Regions from separate parts of the Homo sapiens genome. Here region 2 is linked to region 1. A link is a loop called in an ENCODE intact Hi-C map of the cell type or tissue named here. Cell type or tissue: Caco-2. All regions are shown on one strand. Each heading gives the region's core, and the rest is flanking DNA. Links, peaks and the distances in the headings are about the cores only. Region 1 overlaps DMD (dystrophin). Region 2 overlaps DMD (dystrophin).

What was found. A loop is a pair of places that touch in the nucleus more often than their neighbours do. Peaks named below come from ENCODE experiments on the same cell type or tissue, not always from the same donor. Only the 100,000 strongest peaks of a DNase experiment are listed, where the experiment ranks them.
Region 2: a loop joins it to region 1, with 19 times the contacts of the local background. A loop is called at or near these places in 1 of 110 quality-filtered maps.

The regions. Positions count from the first base shown.
Region 1 is chrX:31,312,911-31,319,984 of GRCh38, forward strand. All of the region lies in intron 62 of DMD (dystrophin), which reads right to left. Among named protein-coding and RNA genes, the nearest start is that of FTHL17, 240 kb to the left of the region's middle. In Caco-2, for the core only: no CTCF peak of the experiment used is centred there; no DNase peak of the experiment used is centred there.
Region 2 is chrX:31,540,856-31,547,929 of GRCh38, forward strand. The region is part of intron 55 of DMD (dystrophin); the gene reads right to left. Among named protein-coding and RNA genes, the nearest start is that of FTHL17, 470 kb to the left of the region's middle. In Caco-2, for the core only: no CTCF peak of the experiment used is centred there; a DNase peak (open chromatin) is centred at 3,226.

The DNA of each region.
Region 1 (7,074 bases), core at 2,133-4,632:
CATGGACACAGAGAGGGAAACAATGCACACCAGGGCCTGTTGGGGTTTGGGGGTTGAAGGGAGGGAACTTAGACGATGGGTCATTAGGTGCAGCAGACCACCATGGCATACATATACCTATGTAACAAACCTGCACGTTCTGCACATGTATCTCGGTTTTTTGGTGTGTTTTTTTTTTTTAGAAGAAAAAAAGAAAAAAGAAGGGGGGAGATCTCATTTTAATTGATTTAGACCAGAATCAAACATTTTAAAAATTAAAAAAAAAAAAAAGAAATACTTTGTTTTCTCAGCCTGCAGGGAGGTAGAAGAGTGCTTACATCAGGGCTGGCCAAGTTTTTGTTTCATTTTGTTTTTTGTTCCCCTTTATTGCCCAAAGCAGCAAAGAGTAACTTAGGTCTCTGCAACTTGATTGCGAAGATACGCCAAGGAAAATCCACCTAACAGTGCAGGGAAGGACTACTAGAGTAGTTTTGGTGATGCCCAAGATGGCAGCCTCACAGTGGTGGATTGGCCACATTTGGTTATACAAATGGCCAGTTTTCAATCAAAAACATTAGAAAGTTGAAACAGCTAGAAGCAATAGCTGAGATGATGATGATTATTTTATTTGATTTATTTATTTTTATTCGTATAAATTTCTGAGGTACAAGTGCAGTTTTGTTACAGGGATGTATTGCATAGTGGTGAACCTGGGCTTTTAGTGTATCCATCACCAAAGTAGTGCACCTTGTACCCATTAAGTAATGTCTCATTATCCACCCCTCACCCAGCATTCTGCCCTTCTGAATCTCCAATGTCTATCCTTCTTATCATGATGATTTTAAGTATCAATTCTCCCCCCTCCCCTTTATTAGAATGACTTGGATAAGCCTCCAACTTTTTTGAATCTCAGCTGTTTCTTCCTTTTTTTTTTTTTTAACTTTTATTTATTTATTTATTTTGAGATGGGGTCTCACTCTGTCACCCAGGCTGGAGTGCAGTGGTGTGATCTCGGCTCACTGCAACCTCCGCCTCCCTGGTTCAAGGGATTCCCCTGCCCCAGCCTCCTGAGTAGCTGGGACCACAGGTGCATGCCACTACATTCAGCTACTGTTTTGTATCTTTGGTAGAGATGGGGTTTCGCCATGTTGCCCAGGCTGGTCTTGAACTGCTGAGCTCAAGTGATCCACCCACCTTGGCCTGCCAAAGTGCTGGGATTACAGGCATGAGCCACCACGCCCGACTGATAGCCGTTTTTTTCTTTATTGGATAATAAGTGGAGTGTTACAAGGATTAAATGGGAAGATACAGATGAAACACTTTGTCATTTAGCACATAGTAGGCACACATTAAACTTTGCTTTTCTTCCTGTCTAGCAGATTACATGGACTTATCTATGAGACACACTGTTTACAGAAAACTCATGAACAAGAAATAGTGACCAAAAGGAAAGAAAACAACAAAACGATTCCTTCTAAAGCAACAAAGAAGCAAGTTAAAAATTACACATTGCACTGACCATCTGACATGCAATGGCTTTGGGGACCAAGATGGATGTGGATAAGCTGAGAAAGAAAAACAGAAAAAAGCAGTTGAGAGTTTCAGGAAGAGCAGCGAGGCTTTTCAGTTTCATCCCCCCAGGAGTTAATGGTATCACAGAAAACGTGATCATTTGCCGAATGCCGACAGTGAGCTAAGTCTCATCTAGGACCTGCTCTTAGAAGCTTTCCAGAGTCAATATCCAGAGATACTGTTTTTCTATCTTGTACAACGGTTTAAAAAATTTGCAACGTGACAGCACTGATTTATACAATGCACTCACAGTCTATTTCTTTAAAAAAGAATACATACACAGAGAGAGAGAGAGAGAGAGAGAGAGAGAGAGAGAGAGTGTTTTACCGTGTTAACATTTTTCCTGAAGAAAGTATTTAATACCCTCTCCCTACCCCCTACTCCCCCACCCTATCCCCTGGAAGGAAGGAGGGGAAGACTGAATGGGATTTGGAGTTTTCCCACTGAGAAAGGGGCATTTTCTGCAACCAGGTCAGTGTTCAAAGGACTAATGCTCTAAGGAAATTATCCCAAAGAAGAGAGAGGCAGTTCAGGGTTATTAAGTTATTTTAAAACATTGCCTGGGCTGTTGCTGCTGACCTTTGTGAAGGGAACAGGATGCTGCTTCCCAGGGGAACAGAATAAGAAGCAATTAGAGAAGCCTAGGAGAGGCCCGGGAATGTTTGGGAATTCACACATACCCCAAATTACGTGGGAACGCTAAGAATGAAAATAAACTAACTTTGATTAGGGACATATTTGGGTTCTAGAAAATATTCTAAAAATGCAGCTCACACTGGGGCTATATCTCTATGAGTGTTTTCCTAAAAACCTGAACACTCAGTATCTAATAGAGGTCAATAAGACTTCAATCCAGTTTCAGAGGAGAAAAGGAAAGCCAATTAACATTTCTTAAGCAATATTCCTTATGTGTCATAAAGTAGAATGGGTGTCACGTTAAGCAAATGGCTCAAACGAACAGAGTTGGGATATGATACAGTTGTTTCAAATGCAGATTTATTTGATGTGACTACTGGTTTTTTTCTAACACGTGATTATGTAAGAAAGTGCATGTTTAAGAAAGTTAGAAAAAGAAAATGGGGAAATAGCTGAAATAATTTACTCCTCTTCTTTTGGATAAACCAACTTGAATATGTTCTATGCTCATTCTCACATTTCCAAAAGTGCCACGAATGAGGCAGGGAATGCTATACCATGTGTATTATAATACAGGATTATTTTCCCCATACACACATTAAATTTTAGCTGCCACATGTATAGGTGTATGTATATATGTTGCCACCTTTCCACATGACATATGCCATATAGAATGTTACAACATTTTTCTGTAAAATAAAAATGTATCATTGATGACATTCTGTTAAGACTCAGTGGCTACTATATCCTGGCCCAAAAAGTAGGTCCTGTCCACAATGCTCAGTGAAAAACAGTAGTTGATCAATTTAAAGCTCTATTGACCACTAGAAAACCAGAAGAAGCCTCATGAATGATATTTAGGAAAAACAGACTCTAGTTCTACTGAAACAAAGCTAGAGCTGAGAGTGGTCCCAGGCATTATCTAGTTCAACCTTCTCATTGAGGTTGAGCTAAGTTATACTCCTTATCATATTGTTAGATTAAGATAGAACGGAATCTAGAACTCATGTTTTGGTATGTACCATTCATACATCCATGCCAAGGACTGTCCCTTAAGCACCAAACTGTAGGAGCTATGAGAAACTCTATCAAACACTCGGCATGCTTCCTAACACTAAAGTTCATGTCTAGAGGGCATGAGAGATGGATTTGAGTGGTAAATCTAAATTGACACACAAATACTACAAGATTGTTTTGAAGGTGAAATGAGTCAGCAAACTGAAAAGCACATAGAATTACTGACATATGTTCATGAATTCATTCCAATATTTACCAAGTACCTGTTATCTGTGAGGCACTATGCTAGAAAAAGAGATAACAACAGCTATCCTCCTGGAGTCTGTTATTTCAGTCAAGGTGATACAAATCAGCTTATGAAACTACAAAAAAGGATGTGAGGGTTTTTTTCATGAACCTATGAGACACAGATGATATCAACATCTACATCTCCCAACAAGATCTATAAAACCAAAACCAGACTCAGCACTCTGCACAACACTATGGCACCCCTTTCACTCTCTTTCAGTTAATATCTTAACCTGAATTGTTTTCATGATTATATCATCAATAATGTATTACCAACTATTCCTTCATTGTGGTTCCAGAGCTTACTGAGACTCAGGTAACGTGACCTTTGAAACCATCAAATGGCAGAGGAGAAAACACAGCAGAGAAGATTGACCTCTGGGTTATCTTTGTGTACTAAAGCCTTTTGAAAAGTCAGAGCATCAGGCTTTTGGCAGTGATTTCAAAAATTTAATTACCCCGAATCATTCACCAGCATCCTCAAAGACTGACAGATCAAATTAGACAGCTGATTCTCTGTTGCATCCACTTCTTATCATCAATAGTGCTAAATAGTTAAGTGAAACATTTAATATTATTTGTCCTTTCTATCCCGATAAGATTGATGGTGCAATAAGAATCCTCAAGGGCAATATGAAGATTCATTTTCACTTCTCTGGAAAATGATCACAAACAATTTCTATTTCGAAGTCAACATTCACAAAATCAGAAAATGTTAGTACTGGAAATGACCTATGATATCATGTCATTCTGCTTCCTTAAATGACAGAGGGAGAAACTGAGGCCCACAGAAAATAAGCAATTTCCCATTGGTCAAGTATTAATAGCTAGGTGACAGTAAAGCTGGAACTAGAATTCAAGTCTTGCGATGCCTAGCCTATTTAAAATTTCCCCTATTTAATGTTGTCTTAGCTGCTAAAAGGTATATTTTGAAGAAAAATATACATAAGAAGGATCTTACCAGAAATAGCACAAAATTATATACTACATGATGTGTTCACATTGTATGAAAGATTATGACAAAATTCAACTGATTTTCAAACCCAATGTCAGAAGACTTGTATCATTCTTAGAAGAGTGAGGTGTCTGGAATAAGAAATGAGGAAATTTTTTTTTTTTTTTTTTTTTGAGGCAGAGTCTTGCTCTGTCACCCAGGCTGGAGTGCAGTGGCGCGATCTCGTCCACTGCATGCTCCGCTTCCCGGGTTTACGCCATTCTCCTGCCTCAGCCTCCCAAGTAGCTGGGACTACAGGCGCCCGCCACCACGCCCAGCTAATTTTTTGTATTTTTAGTAGAGACGGGGTTTCACCATGTTAGCCAGGATGGTCTCCATCTCCTGACCTCGTGATCTGCCTGCCTCAGCCTCCCAAAGTGCTGGGATTACAGGCGTGAGCCACCGCACCCGGCCTGAGGAAATGTTTTCTATGTTGATATCATACTCCAGTTTCTTTATAATAAGAGCCCATCTCATTGTCAGAAGACGTGTCTACTGCAAACCAGCCAACACAGGGATATTTAACACGTTGATTGCTGTTAAGGCTAAGATGTAGTTAGGCACTGCTCCCTCTGTATATAAATACAGGTACTGAAATAGCAATCAATATTATGAAGGAAGAAATCAACCAACCAAAACTTGAATTGGAGCAATGCCTGGTACCAACAGGGGCTAGAACAAGAATGAGAGCAAGATATGCTTTAAGCATGGGACATATTTGGAATCCGAAAAAATTGCCATGAAAGTAGTAATAGAGGCAATACAGTAGGGGGCAGGGGAAGGTGGTGTCAAGATTCAGATGCTACTGGAGTTAGGGGAACACTGGTACTAAAAACCAGACCAAGATCCGTGAGTTCAAACCAGAATGTAGACCAACAGGATACAGAGAGCCACATATACCAAAAGGTAAATCTAGACAGATGGCCACAGTTCCAGGCAGAGAGTCAAATACTCGTACAAATAGAGCTATAGGAATGGTAGGCCATAAGAAGACAGGACAGTCAGAACCCAAATCAGCAATTTTGTCAGCACAAACAGCAACAGTAACAAGAAATGTTGACTGAAGCAACTGTTAACTTCATCCAATAAGGTTTTATATCGCATTTTGCTAAGCAGGAAGCAGCAGAAAGTTGTGAGCAAAACTCAGATGCAATAAATGGTTGTGGAAACATGCCTGAGATTGAGAGTGAAGAGAAGGGTCGATCAAGGTCATCAGGCAACATATACAGCAATGTATATACAACATTCAAAATTACCAGCAGGAAAAGATAAACACTCCTTTGGACATGAGTTGCTTCTTGAGCATTGCATGTAAAAAAAGCTGAGCAGTTAGCAAGTTCCCAAGAACCCCATCTTTCACTCTTCTGTGAAGGGCTTCAGAGATATTTCGAAAGGGAACCTGATGAAATGCATTACTGCTGATGGAGTCAGCAGGTTTACTCCTGAGTTTCATTAGTGAATTCTTCCCAATATTTAGCAACCACAGCGTCTTTGAAGGAGGAAAGGACCAGCTTGTCTAAAAATCAAATCCTTCCTAAGGGACAGCTGGCAGAAATATAAGGTCAAACACTTTTGCTGGTATTACAGAAAAGTAGCAGAAAACCAACCTTCGGCTAGAACTAATATATGCAGAAGAGGTTATGACCTCAATTGATCTCTCCATTTCTGCACCAATGGGAGACAGCAAATAACATTTACTTTCTTCATGAGTGAGTGGAAACTAGAGACAATGCTAACAAATTTCATAACCAATATTTGGGCCACCCTAGTCACGACATCCCAAAGAAGATATAACAGAGCTGGAAAAGATCCAGGGAAAAACAACTAAGATAATCAAGGGGAAAGCTTATCTTTCCGTCAAGGACAGACTAAAAGACTAAAAAGGATTAGAATTTCTCAGACTGGGAAGATGAAAATGAAAAGCATTAGTAGGGGAATGTGAGGCTAAAGTCGACTCTGGATAAATATAAATGTTTTTACTGAATTTCAAAGAATTTAATTAAGGCCATTCCTTGAGGTTAAAGGATGCAGATTCAAGAGAAATTAAAATGCCTATATTTATATAGAAGTCGGTACATTTATGGAACATATTATTATTAAGACAAAGCTGAAGTGGGGAATAGGAAAAGTTTGACACCATTGGATAAACTCACTGCCAGTTGATTTACAATGCATTATTAAGAAGTGGTCATGATGTATCCGAATTTTTAAGGTAAAATGTACTAGGTTACCTGACAAAACAACCATTGGTATCTTCATCTGGGACAGAGTTCCGGGCTAGTTGCCCTGTTGGTCTGACCCAGTGTGATATTTCTTATGCTTTTATTATGACATCTATACTGGAACATCCTGCATGCATGTTTGGGATTCCTAAATTCTTTTGACAGTCCAGAATACAGAAGAACAATTTTCTAACTCATTAAGAAAGCAAGAGAGTCCCAGCTCTTGGCTCTGTTTGGTTTACCCATATGGGAGCATGCAACATAAAAAGGTGAAAGAAATCCTAACAGAATGCAGCAGCTGGTTAAAGGCTATTATATTGAAATTTTCATGAGTTTGACAGTAGGCCAAAAAACTACAAAATGGCA
Region 2 (7,074 bases), core at 2,048-4,547, 230 kb after region 1:
AAAATGCCGAGTCTGGAAAATTTGAAAAAGATCTTAATTTCCAAAACTGTTTCTGCTCAGAAAGAAGTAAGAGGAATATCATTTGGTGATATAAAACTTGGCCCTTTTGAGAGTGTGGGAGAAAATGGGTGGAGAACTATTGATTCTGACATAATCACTGCAAATTTTCTACACTGTCATTGATTAATTTCTTCAATAAACATCGATTTAGGATCTACTGTGTTCTAGGGCTGTGCTGCTCTGTCTAACACAGGAGCCACTGGCTGTAGGTAGCTACCGAGCAATTGAAATCAGGCTAGTGAGACGGAGAGACTGAAGTTTAACAAATTTTTATTCCATTTTATTAAATTTAAATATAAATTTAAAAATTGACTCTTGGTTCAGTTATTGAAAAACTTTTGTGTATGTTTGGAACAACTTAGGAATGTGAATCTTCTTTTTTCAACTATAAAGTTTATGAAATGTAAATAGAGACCAAATATTTTCTTTTTTTTTTATTATACTTTAAGTTCTAGGGCACATGTGCACAACGTGCGGGTTTGTTACATATGTATACATGTGCCATGTTGGTGTGCTGCACCCATTAACTCGTCATTTACATTAGGTATATCTCCTAACGCTATCCCTCCCCCCTCCCCCCACCCCACGACAGGCCCTGGTGTGTGATGTTCCCCACCCTGTGTCCAAGTGTTCTCATTGCTCAATTCCCGCCTGTGAGTAAGAACATGTGGTGTTTGGTTTTCTGTCCTTGTGATAGTTTGCTCAGAATGATGGTTTCCAGCTTCATCCACGTCCCTACAAAGGACTTGAACTCATCCTCTTTATGGCTGCATAGTATTCCATGATATATATGTGCCACATTTTCTTAATCCGGTCTATCATTGATGGACATTTGGGTTGGTTCCAAGTCTTTGCTACTGTAAATAGTGCCGCAATAAACATACGTGTGCAGGTGAGACCAAATATTTTCAATGAAAATACGGTGTCCAAATTGAGATGGGATGCAATTGAAAGACACATGCCAGATTTCAAAGACTTAGAATGGAAAAAGCAAATTTTATTAATACTTTTTATTGATTACATATTGAAATAATAATATGTTGGATATATCAGGGTCAATAAAATATTAGTTTCACTTCTACTTTTAAAGAACGTGGCTACTAGAATACTTAAGATTACATAGGTGGCTCTCATTTCTATGGGACAACACTGTTCTGGACATTGTGCTGGCATTGGGAACATAAAACTAAACATTCCCTTAAGGATTTTACGGAATGGTGGTACATTTACTGCTATAGCAGAGAGATATAGAGGAATGCAAAGGACGCTATGGGGACATAGATGAGTAGCAATTAAATTAGGCTGATGTCAACCATGGCTACCTAAAATAAGGCATGCTTAAATTGATCCTTAAAGTTTGAGTGGAAGTTAGATGAAGAAAGACGAAGGGTATTCCAGGAAGACGGAATGGCATGTACGATAACATTGGGAGAAGTAGTACAATACAGTGATTAAGAATCTAGAACCTCTACCCTTTGAGTCATATGCACTCAAGCTGTACCACTTACTATCTGTGAGATCATATGTAAATTACTTATCTGTATCTCTTTCCTTCTCTGTGAAATAGGGATACTACTACTGTCAACCTTATAAAGTTATCGTAAGAAATGCATGAGTTAATATACTGCTCAGAACTGTGTCTGGTCCACATTGTATTTCCTGCTATTATTGTGAATTAGAAAATACTCCCACAGGTTGGAGTAAAGGGAATACTGTCTGTGAAAGTGTCAGGGAAGATGGGGCTACAGAGGTGACCAGGCATCATGCATTCACCAGAGCAGTTTGACCTTTTATCCTTCAAGCTGTGAGAGGATTAGTCACATCTTGAAAACATATTCCAGGCATAAGAGTAGCAGAGCATTTAGATGGATCTAAGGCAATAGATAAGAGATAAGAGGCCAATGCAGCAAGCTAGTTGAGCAGTGCTGCGGGGCCACTGCGAATAGAGGGCAGGGCATGAATAAGGTGGATATGGTTGCTAAATGCTCTTGAAACCTTTCTCTGCTTCTTTTTAGGTATCTAGCTAGACTTCATTTTCCAGCCCCTCTGCTGTTACATGTGGCCACAGGGCAGAGTTCTAGCCAGTAGAAGGTTGAGTCAAAGGACATGGGACGCCTCCGTGTGCAGTCCTCTAGCTCATTCCCCTTTGGGCTGGCTGAATATCTTCAGGAGGGCAACCTCGGCAATTGGCTATTGCAGATGGAAGACCCTTGCTGGCCTGTTTTTTTTTTAATTTATTTTTTATTTTTTATTTTTATTTTATTTTATTTTTTTTAGATAGAGTCTTGCTCTGTCGCCAGGCTGGAGTGCAGTGGCATGATCTTGTCTCACTGCAACCTCCGCCTCCCGGCTTCAAGTGATTCTCCTGCTTCAGCCTCCCAAGTAGCTGGGATTACAGGTGCCCACCACCACTCCTAGCTATTTTTTGTATTTTTAGTAGAGATGGGGTTTCATCATGTTGGCCAGGATGGTCTCGAGCTCCTGACCTCAGGTGATCCGCCCACCTTGGCCTCCCAAAGTGCTGGGATTACAGGTGTGAGCCACTGCACCTGGCCTGGCCTGTATTCTTGAATAATTATGTGGGTGTCACCCCTCCCTTCCCACACACACATCCAACACCAACTAACATGAATTCACCTTAGACTGTTTACATGAGAAAGAAATACATTTCTATTTTGTTTAAGTCATTTTAATAGTCCATTTGGTGGATGTTTAATATATTATAGCTGTTAGCCTATCTTAGCTATTATAGATATGAAACATACTTAAAGAGCTAAAAGCATTTTTACGAGGAAAAAAAGACTTGATGACAGATAAGATATGAGAGTGATGAAGAAAGTTGTCACTAAATTCTTTGAGTAGCAGGGCCTCAAGTGTTATCTTGAGTGCAAATATAAACAGTGAACCGATAAGTATGTTCTTGGTGAACTCGCCAAAGTAAATTTTCAGCCAGCAATGAACAACAGTAAGAAGTAGGAATTTGGTGAGGTTAAAGAAATCAGGTATCTTCCTCAATTCAGCAGAAAAGAGGTCAAGTTTCAAAAGACATTGGGAAGTGTGGGTGACCCTCAAGAATTTAGATAAGAAGAGGAAAACTGTCAGAGTCATTTGGTTAAGGTATTGATAAGATTCAAGCTATGCGGCTGGGTGCGGTGGCTCAGCACTTTGGGAGGCCGAAGTGGGCGGACCACGAGGTCAGGAGTTCAAGACCAGTCCGGCTAACATGGTGAAACCCCATCTCTACTAAAGATACAAAAAATTTGCCAGGCATGGTGGCATGTGCCTGTAATCCCAGTTACTCGGGAGGCTGAGGCAGGAGAATCACTTGAACTTGGGAGGTGGAGGTTGTAGTGAGCCGAGATTGTGCCATTGCACTCCAGCCTGGGTTACAGGGTGAGACTCCGTCTCAAAAAAAAAAAAAAAAAAGGATTCAAGTTACGCTACTCCAAAATCCACAATATGGCAGCTTGGTATTTGAGAAGACAGCAGAAGCAGGATGGTCACTCTCACCTTCCCCTTCCCCCTTCTCCCCTGAAGCAGGTCATGAGACTATCATACCAGAGGTGCCCTTACTATACTGGAAGGAAAGGAAAATTTTTACCTCTGAAAACACAGGGACACAGGAGGTTCTGCAGAAACAGGCCTTGCTGTGGTCACCCCAGTTTATTACCATTCCCCTTTGTCCAGTCATACTGGACATCTACTTTTCCTCAAATCAGAGCATAAAAATACACACTTTTCCCTGATTCTTTGGGTCATTTCTGAAGGCTCCTGTGTCATGTGAAACTTATATTAAATAAATTCGCATGCTTTTATGTTGTTGATTTGTCCTTCATTATAGGTGCCTCAGCCATGAACCTAGCGATGGGTGAGAAAAGAGATCTTTTCTCCCCTGTAAGAGTCAAGTAGATTCTAAAATTCTAAACAAGCAGGTTTCGGGTTCTCAGAAAACAGGGGGTTGACAAGAATGGTTCTGACATAGCCCAAACTGTGAAAACTGAATTATGATTCCAAGGCAATAGCATTTAATACTCATGCTTGTTGAATAGGCAAGGGCTTCCAGAAGGAAGATCAGAGCCTGGTCTTTTCATCTCTGGAAACCTAGATGTGGTTTACTCTTAGAATGAAAAAGGGCTAAGTCTTCCTGGGGCTCTAAGGACTCTCCCTGTGTTGAATAGAAAAAGGGATAAACCTTCAACTGGGTTTGTAAAATATCGTTGTTCCATGGAATCAAATTCAAGACCAAGGTCAAAAGTGATGGTCACATCTTGCTTTCTCTGACCCTACCCAGGATCAGAACCAGAGCCTTCAGCTGGCAGCCCATTCCTTCTGCTGCTGAAACCAATCCTCACCAGCCAGGCAATTCAGCAGAAGCTCACTCAGGGACAGCATGGAAGAGGCGTGAGATGAATATCGCTGCTGCCATTCTGTTAACCGGTGTGAGCTCTAGACTTCATCATGATTACTATATTTCCTTCTGCCTTCTGGGATTCCTTCTGACACTTGTTTCAGTTTAAGAACCATGTTTCTTTCTCAAATCATTTTCCTTATGCTGTTTCTTCACAGGAATGATACACTTTTCTCATCATAATTTTTGAAAATATGTTGCAAAAAAATACTGTGTGCTATCTGCAGTGATTATTCTTTCCTTTGCCTTAAAAAGAAAGTATTCTAGGGAAAGGATGGAAAACACCACAGAAGTTGTGAGAATGGGCATTTGTGATTTCTAACAAGGATTTGTCAGCCTTTGACTGCTCTGGACTTTACCAGCCACAGTTGCTGAAGACATGCAGGGTGAAAGATCAGCCCTTACAGCTCTAAATCAATGAACTCCTTAAACCTGCCCCCAAATGTATCAGGAGCTGGACCCTCCACTAGCAGGCAGGGTCTGAGATTTCCTTGAGCACTCACTATGTGCGAGTTACTGTCCTAAATAAGTCCAGTGTAGTAATTCACTTCATTCTAATAACAACCCTATGAGGTCATTAATCTTCACTGCGGATACAAAGAAACTGAGGTATATAGAGGTGACTCAGCTAGAATGTGGCAGTCAAGTTACAGGAAATTTATACCATTCTTTACAACTGCCTTTCCTGAAGTAATGGCTGTGTATAATATTGTTAAGATTGGGTCGACAAAAATCAACCAGTCAAATATTAGAAGCCCAAGCCCCGCCAACAGATGGATTCCTGTATTAGATGATTTTCCCGAGTCTTCTAACGACAAAAACAGCAATGGCAGCAGCATTATCTGCAAATATTTATGAGTACTTAATTGTGTTGTGCCACATACCATATTAAGTGGTTTCCATGTGTTAAATCAATGTAATCCCAGTATCCAGTGGGCGTCAGCAGAGCTGCCTTGAGCTGCAACCTCTTTCATTAGCAACCAGCTTAGATCCCTTAGTCATTTTGGCTGGGCTACTCTGGTGGTGATTCATACCCCAGGGCCTTGCCTGAGCTGAAGCTAGAACGTGGCTTTGCACCCTGGAAACCTGCCTATATTTTGCCAGTTTTCTCCCCTTAAGGAACTGAAACCTAGCTGGTACCTAAGAATTGCTTCTTTCTAAATAAAGCCTACTATGGCCACACCACCTTCCCAAACTAAGGTGCTGACCGATGCTCTCCTCTCCTTCTACCAGATTCCAACCTTTAGTTATTCATATTTTAGTCATTTCACTTAACTTTACAACTTCCTCTTGCCCACTGATTTTGGAATAGCTGGTTTCCTTTCTTGAAGACTTGAATACCAATTACCAGGGCAGCCCTCTAGCCTCCTGTCTCCAGCAGTTAGCTGCTACAGACATTATGCTTCTTGTCAGAGGCAATGTGGGTCATGCTTTACCTCTAAACAGAATAGCCCCCTATCTATGACATAGAATAGGAAATGCCTGCAGGCAGGGATCTGGTCTTATTAATCTTCATATCTCTAACACTCTTTCTGTTCTTAGCACATAGACTATTCTTAATACGTGAATGAATGAAGGAATGAAGAATGAATGAACGGCTATTGAAAGATATCAATCTTCATTTTCCTTTCCCACTGTTAAAAATCAAAGCGATAACTCAAATTTCCAATTAGAATGAAACATACCAGTTCTAGTTGGTATTCTGACAGAAAAAATTATACTGCAGGTTATATTTTTACACTAAAATTTTCCATCACGTAACTGGAATTAATTTATTCCAAGATAGTAGAAATGTATTGGTGCAGTATGAAATGAAGGGGATTTAAATAACATAATAAAAAGAAGAACATTACAATCTGTTTAACATAACCTAACCCTGGGAAGATTAATAGCTTTCAATTCATACAAAGACTGAAGTCTACAATTTCATATACACATGGTCTTATTAAAAATGAAAGCTGGTTATAATGAAATGCTAGCACCACGCTAAGATTGGCATGGTGTATGAAATAGACAAACTAACAGTGTGGCAATAGTTGGAGGTGGAATTTCATAGGATAACTTTTTAGTTCCAAAATGGTCAAATCACACAATGGCTGGAGATATAATTAAGAATTAGGCTCTAAAAACAAATTCTGAAACAGAAGGTAATTAATATATCTTCGGGGAAAGCTGGATTTTTAATGAATCAGACATGACCGCAGAGAAAGGCTCGATGTTGCCCTGTACTCTCTTAGTCTGGTTAGCTAAAACCACCCCACACTAGGGACCTCCTAGTGCATGGGGTTAAATTTCACATTTGTGAGCAGTAAGCATGTGTTTGCTGGCACTCTTGCAGCATACTGGGCATGCTGTGGAAGGATCAGAGAATTTTTGGAATTGTGCACTAAATGTCTTTGTTCTATACAGTTTTAAATAAATGAGTCATTTTCAGACTTGGAGTTTTTCTTTAAATCTGTTGGTATAAAATCCTATTTTCTAAATGAAACCATACTCAAAAGTGGAATATATGAAAGAGATAAAAGATGAAAGTATTCAAGTGGGTTAGGGAACCTTGGAAAGAGCCCATTCAATCCCTCTTCCCATCTCTCCCTTTGGCCTCTGAG